Linked DNA regions of Homo sapiens: region 2 is linked to region 1. Evidence: chromatin contacts called from ENCODE Hi-C or POLR2A ChIA-PET data. All regions are on one chromosome and are shown on one strand. Each heading gives the region's core, a stretch centred on a gene start or an enhancer-like site at or near the end of the contact. The rest is flanking DNA. Distances are from core to core; before and after follow the strand shown.

The links. Hi-C counts contacts between places; a loop is a spot of excess contacts on that map. ChIA-PET counts read pairs that join two places held with the same protein, here RNA polymerase II (POLR2A). Pooled maps may share reads with other maps.
Region 2: a loop to region 1 is called in a map of endothelial cell of umbilical vein, with 2.1 times the contacts of the local background. The contact joins two enhancer-like sites. A Hi-C loop is called at or near these places in 1 of 168 maps with a recorded cell type or tissue (endothelial cell of umbilical vein) and 9 of 50 pooled maps. POLR2A ChIA-PET finds 5 or more read pairs at or near these places in 2 of 52 experiments (MCF 10A and activated CD4-positive, alpha-beta memory T cell).

What each region holds. Positions count from the first base shown.
Region 1 is chr21:35,082,987-35,086,333 of GRCh38, forward strand. No RefSeq gene overlaps it. Among named protein-coding and RNA genes, the nearest start is that of RUNX1, 35 kb to the left of the region's middle. Within about 2 kb of position 2,090, at least 3 of the 41 ENCODE cell types and tissues checked have a DNase peak (open chromatin) inside an H3K27ac peak, as active enhancers do; they include endothelial cell of umbilical vein, where a contact is called at or near this core.
Region 2 is chr21:35,255,303-35,258,689 of GRCh38, forward strand. No RefSeq gene overlaps it. Among named protein-coding and RNA genes, the nearest start is that of RUNX1, 210 kb to the left of the region's middle. Within about 2 kb of position 1,314, at least 29 of the 41 ENCODE cell types and tissues checked have a DNase peak (open chromatin) inside an H3K27ac peak, as active enhancers do; they include endothelial cell of umbilical vein, where a contact is called at or near this core.

The sequences.
Region 1 (3,347 bases), core at 840-3,339:
ATGTTGCAGTATGCCGAGATGGCTCCAGCCTGGGCAACAGAGTGAGACTCTGCTCAAAAAAAAAAAAAAAAAAAAAAATTCAAGATGAGATTTGGGTGGGGACACAGAGCCAGACCATATCAGTGTGTGTGTGTTGGGGAGAGCAGGATAGAGAAAGGGAGAGGAAAAGGAAGAAATTGATAAGAAGGAGGAAAAGGAGGGAAGATAGTAACAATGTTTCCAAGTAACAATGGAAAGTGGAAGAGAAGAATTAAAAATTTTGGAACGTGTAGAAAATTGATATATTCAAAGGTAGAGGAAAAGAAAACATCCTTGTCAGGAACAGCATAAGGTGGCCAAGTATTTAATCACCCACTCATTAGAAAGATATTTGCATAGTGACATCTACGTACTAGAGTGTGGCACAATAAAGATGGATGCAAATTATCTGACAGTCTTTTGATGGTTGTCTGCTGTGGTTTGGAAATGTTTCCCCTCAAACCTCATGCTGAAATTCAATCTCCAGTGTTGGATGCAGTGGGGTCTAATAGGAGACGTTTGCATCATGAGGGCATATCCTTCAGGAATAGATTAATACCCTCTTTCTTCAGGGGTGAGTGAGTCCTCACTTCATTAGTTCCCTCAAGAGCTGGTTGTAAAAAGAACCTGATGCCTCCCCACCATTCTTCTTCTCTTGCCATGTGATCTCTGCACACAACTGCTCTCCTTCACCTTGACCCATGACTGGAAGAAGCCTGAGGCCCTCACCAGTTGCAGATGCCCGATCTTGAACTTTCCAGCCAGCCAGAATTGTGACCCAAATAAACCCTTTTTCTTGATAAATTATCCAGCCTCAGGTATACCTTTATAGCAACACAAAATGCACTAAGACACTATACTATTTCTCTTCCACTTGAATCTTAGCTGGCCTGGGGCTACTTTGACCAATGGAGTTTGGTGAACGTGATGCTATGCCATTCTGGACTTAGTCTTTAAGAGGACTGGTACCTTTTGCTTGGGCTTTGGCCTCTGAATCAGGCTGTCATGCTGAGGCCATGTGTAGGCCTAGTCAACAAGCCCATCTATGCTCCCAGATGACGGCGTCAGCTGCCAGCTTTGTGAGTGCGCCATATTGGATGTCCACCCCATTCAAGCCTTAAGATGTAGAGATTGCATTAGCATCTTATTACCCACTTCTCTGAAGCTCAAACATGGCTTTTCTGGAAAATCTTTGTAACATTAGTGATCAGAAGTATTTTGCTTATAGTCTGGATTTCTTAAAATGAAACTTCGGAAGTTTCGTGTCATCATCGGCATGCATAAATGACGTACATTTTTCCAGGCTGTTAGTCTTTTCCTTTTAATGACTCCATGTCCAAGTAACAATCATTCTCTTCTTAGAAACTCTTCTCATTTGCACTAAAGTGATTCTATTCAAGAGAGCTTTGCCAATATATTTTAATATAACCCTTACACTTAATATCTAACTAGTATGTATCTGTCTGTTTACCTGCTTATTCATCCATCTCATGTCTCAAATTTCAAATACATCTCCTATATATATATGTGTGTGTGTGTGTGTATATATATATATATATAAAATACACATATGTACATATTCACACCTCATATTTTAATTTCATAGTTTCTTGAATGGATTAATGGATTCAGTTATTTTTGCCTTTCATTAATTTTTCTGGAAACTAGCTTTGTTTTGTTCTCCAGATTCCTTTTCTTTGACTTTGATATAAATCTAGAGAAAAGTTACCAGTGACTTATTAAATATTGACATCCCCCACCTACATTGATTCCTATACTTTTCTTTCTTCCCGCTAATTTTTGAGGGATAATGATAATGCCTGCCATTTTTTAGTATTAGTATGTGCCAGAATGTAGGCTAATGTCATCACAAAGTTATCTCTTTCAATTCTCCTAACAACCCTTAGAGGCAGATATTATTTTTCTCATTTTACAGTTTGGGAAGCTGAGACTTAGAGAAATTCAGATACTTGCTCAGGGTCACATAGATAAAGTTAGAACCACGATTTGAATCCAGATTTATCTTGTGAGATCATAATATCCTGCCTTCCTGTCTTCTTATGTATACTGACTCACACAAAGGAATTTATTTGGTCATTCATCCAGTCGTCTCAGAAATTCCTCAGTCATCTTCTGTATTGCATAGTTTAGCTAAGCTATATTAGATGAAGGGCCAATAAAAATAAATAAGACATGTTCATGTTCGCAAGGAGCTTTTCTGAGCAAGAATCTGAGCCTTGTTTAATTTTATCAATAAAATGGGATTCTATATATTTCTTGCAATCTTTAATGTATGAATCAGGATAAGCTGTGTTATGATGCAGTAACAAGCAACCTCATGATTTCAATGATTTAAAACAAGGTTAATTTATTGCCCATGCTATTTATCTCCTGAGGCTTAGGAAGGAATTCTGTTCCATGTTGTTCTCATTTTCACCCTAAAATGCAGGACAGTTTAGACCAGTAATGGTCACAGTGGCAGAAGAAAATAACTCTGGGGGTCTCAATGGGGGGCTGATATAGTTTGGATTTGTGTCCCCACCCAAATCTCATGTTGAAATGTAATCCCCAATGCTAGAGGTGGGGGCTGGGTGGGAGGTGATTGGGTCATGGGGGTGGTTTCTCATGAGTGGTTTAGTACCAGTACTATTGTTGCGAGTGAGTTCTCATGAGCTCTGGGTTGTTTAAAAGTGTGTAGTACCTCCCCCCTCTATCTTTCTCCTGCTCTGGCTGTAAGACACACCTGCTGCCCCTCTGCCTTTCACCAAGATTGTAAGTTTCCTGAGGCCTCCCCAGAAGCAGAAGCTGTTATGCTTCCTGTACAGCTTGCAGAACCATGAGCCAATTAAACCTCTTTTCTTTATCAATTACCAAGTCTCAGGTATTTCTTTATAGCAATGAGATAACTGCTAATACAGGCACTTTACTTATACTCACAATGCATTGGCCAGAGCAAGTTGTATCCCACCACAGAGGAGCCAGGATGGGGAATCCTCTAGAAGGTGGAAGTGCCAGAAGAAGGAAGAACCAGAATATCTGGAAACCAGCACTAAGGACTACCATATATATGATAATTTAAGAATTTATAGTCCAATATATGGAAAAACTTTAAAAACAGAAAACATTTTGTGCCTGAAATATTATCAGTGGCATGAAATTCTATGGGGAAATTTGATAATTCTGAGATTTTTTTTCACATTCCTTCTTTCAGGCTATGTTAAAGGGGCAAAAAAGGATATTTACTAGAAAGGTTATTATGAGTCCTTTATTTTTTGCTTTTTCAATCTATCAGACACTGCTTCAGCTAACAGCTCTGAAGGACCAGCCAG
Region 2 (3,387 bases), core at 64-2,563, 170 kb after region 1:
GACGCCATGAGAAGAAACGAACTCAGTCCAGGCCAATGCAAACGTTTTCCTACAACTCTCTCCCACTTTCCCAAACCCTCCTCCCCCAGCAGTGTCTTCTAATGGCTTCTGTACTCTTGATTTAAATCGCCCTAAATCCCATCCTCTCTTCTACTTGATCCTAATGACTAATCTGTTCTGCCAAGAAGAGATGACACTTCTTGTCAGCCCTTGCCTTCCTGTGGTCAAAATTAATTCGTTCACCCAACATTCATTAAGCACCTACCATGAGGTAGACAGTGGCAGGCAACGCCATCACAATCTCTGCCCTTGAGAAACCGCCACAACTACAGTGCTCTATCATTCTATACGAATGCAGACGGCACAATCATTCTCTTTTGAACCTAGAATATATATTTTCAAAGGTTCAGATCTAAAAAATTGTTTAATGAATTAAAGTACCTAGCAAACTCTCCTGGTCAAAAATAGCCATTTAATTTACCAAACTCTATTTAATGCAAGGATTTTATTCTTGGGAAAGGAAACTAATTCCTTTTCTATTGTGGCTTTCAGCCTGGTCTGACTATCAGAATTAGGTTTTGGATCTAATCACAAAATTAACTTGATGATAGCAAACACAAATCGTCAAATCAGATTTTTCTACCAAATAAATGCAATGGAAACAAGATCTCTCCTATCTACGGAAACCATGATCTCATGCTAGAATTTTAGGGAAATAAAGCTTGAACCCTAATGACTATTCATATCAGGAAATATTATTTCTTGTTTGTTGAAATGTCTACCTGTAAGGAACAAATCTAAGATACTTGCCTTTAAAAAGTTTAAAAAATAATTTGAAGAAAAAAAAAGGAAAATAGGTCTTGTGTCAGTGTTGAGTTAGTTCAGGTAATTATGTTTCTTTCTCCTAAAATAATCATATTTTGTAATTAAAAAACTCACAACAGCCTTTCATCGTATTTTTATACATTCCCTTCTGTGTTATTGAGAAACTTGTATAAGCTCACAAAATATAAGTATGCTCTGCTTCTCATGTATTTTTTCCTTTGGATGGTTTTGATTTGTTTTTATTGTTGCTCCATTGAGTAACTTTATAACACCATAACATTTTGTAGAAAAGGATTCCTAGATGAATGAAACCTTTCTGAAATCCTAAAAATCTTACCTTTGCCAAGCTAGCCTTACTGGCATGAAGCCTGCTCCACTTCCTGGTTCTGACCAATAATTTTCTATGCGAACGTCATCATCAAAGCTTGCAGGACAACTTGTGTGGAGCATTTCCAGATACCCGTCCTCCCCTCTGTTATTTCAGTCAACAGCTGCTCAGCCTGTTCTTCCCATCACCGTTCATGATTGCGTTAGACAAAAATCCACCTTTAAATAAACTGTGAAAACTGAGAACGGCAAAGCAACCAGTGGCAACTAAGAGGCACTCTGCTGTTATCAACCTCAGCTCACAGTCTTGGGCGCATGCCCAGCAGGACTAAATTCTCTATACAGCAAGGGAGAGTTTCAGCTGACCTGCTGTGAATGCCCCAAGTGAGTCACTGCCGTTAACTCCATCAGTGCCACTTGCTGTCTACTTGGACATTTCTGAACAGCTGCTTGGCTCTAATGTCGACCTCTAACTGGAAATATGGCCTCGTCTGACTCAGTTTCAGAAGAGAAAAAGGGGGAGGCAGAAGGGAGGAGAGAAAACACACATGCCCACTCTCAATCCAGATTGACAACTTTGTTTTTTTCTCATTGATTGTGGTAGAAATAATTGTTGATGAGGTGGAAATACTAAACCCAGTTTGTCATAGTTTCTCTATTTTGTCTCTTAATATATTCCTCATGAAGTTGGATTGGGATCTTCTACTGAAATTATACGCTGCTGTGGAAATTCACAGTCCTTAAGAGCTCACCCCATTTCCATATTTTGTTTTTAACATATCCACTGAATTTTCCAAACACAAAAGTGAATATTTCTTTTATTCTAAAAATGTTGTTCATAATATTGAGAATCCATTTAGAATCAATCAACATTTTTGGAGTACTTGTTAGAACAGACTTCTGGGGTAGACATTAAAAAGGATTCTGAGAAATATCAGACATGCTTCCTGGATTCAAGAATTTATAATAAAATGAAGAGAAAAGGCCTTGTTCAAACAGATGGCCCAGGAACAAGATGAGACAGTGTGCACAGAAGTGTCACATGCCTGCTACAGCTACTAGAATCTGTGAGAGCTCAGAGAAAGGCTCTGGGCTGGTGGCTTTAAATCCAGAATGATGGTAACTGATACTAACAACTGAAGTGAAATTGACTTCATAAACATGGACGATGTGTCATAGCTGGGCATGCAGCCCAAGTGTCTAAGTTGAAGACTGAAAAATGCTCACATGGCCTCAGTATTTCATTTCAGCAAAAATCCGTGATTTATATGTGTATTGTTGTATGCACAGGCACATGTACACATGTTTTTAAACTCTTATATTGCCAGAGACACTGAGGAATTGATCATGTACTTATTCTCCTGGGATCATTTACTATTGTGTGGACAGTGAACAAGCACCAAGCCGGGTTTCTGGAGTTTAACCCAAAGAAAGACAAATAGATGAAATAGCATAAGGCTTCTTCCATTTTGAAGGTATCTTCTACCTGCTGTTTTTATTTCTTGAAAGGAGATTTCAGAGGAGAATAAAGATAGGTTAATTCTTAGTTTTATGATGATAATAATATAACTATAGATTTTCTAACAGCATTTCAGCATTTGTAAAGATTTTTCTTGAACAGTAAACAGAGGAATGTTATTCCATGATCATTGGTGCTTTGAGTTAATTTAGCTCTCTGCATTATTTACTCCACTTGACTGCAGTTTGAAGTTGAAGAGAGCATGGTCTCCGGTGCTTGGATAATGCTTCCTATGGAATATGTGAGTAGACTTAGTTACTCTTAAAGTCATCAAATGAGATTGGACCACAAATATAATACAAAAAATAATCTCAAGGTTTTAATCCTGAAAAGCTTGCAAATATTAGAAAACAATGGATCCAAAGGAAATGCCTTGATTTGGGGCCCTAAAACCAACTAGTAGTTTTCAGCATAATTTTCCAATTCATATCTAAGGCTGCTTGAATAATTAATAAACTATCATCGGTTTTCCCAAGTCACCAAAATCACACTTAGTTGTGAGTGCGATGTAACCAGATTTTGGTATAATCAAGTCTGCCTTAGACCTTATCTACAGGCTTGATGGAACAAAAGGGTTTTTCTCCAAATGGAGAGACAAGTCAGAAAGGGAATCCTCTCTGAAGGGAAGTAAGAATTGCGTGGGGAATACATACCATGGTCGAAATTACAAGTTGATTCATGAGCAGTCTTGCTTTAATACCATGGTGCGGTGATGA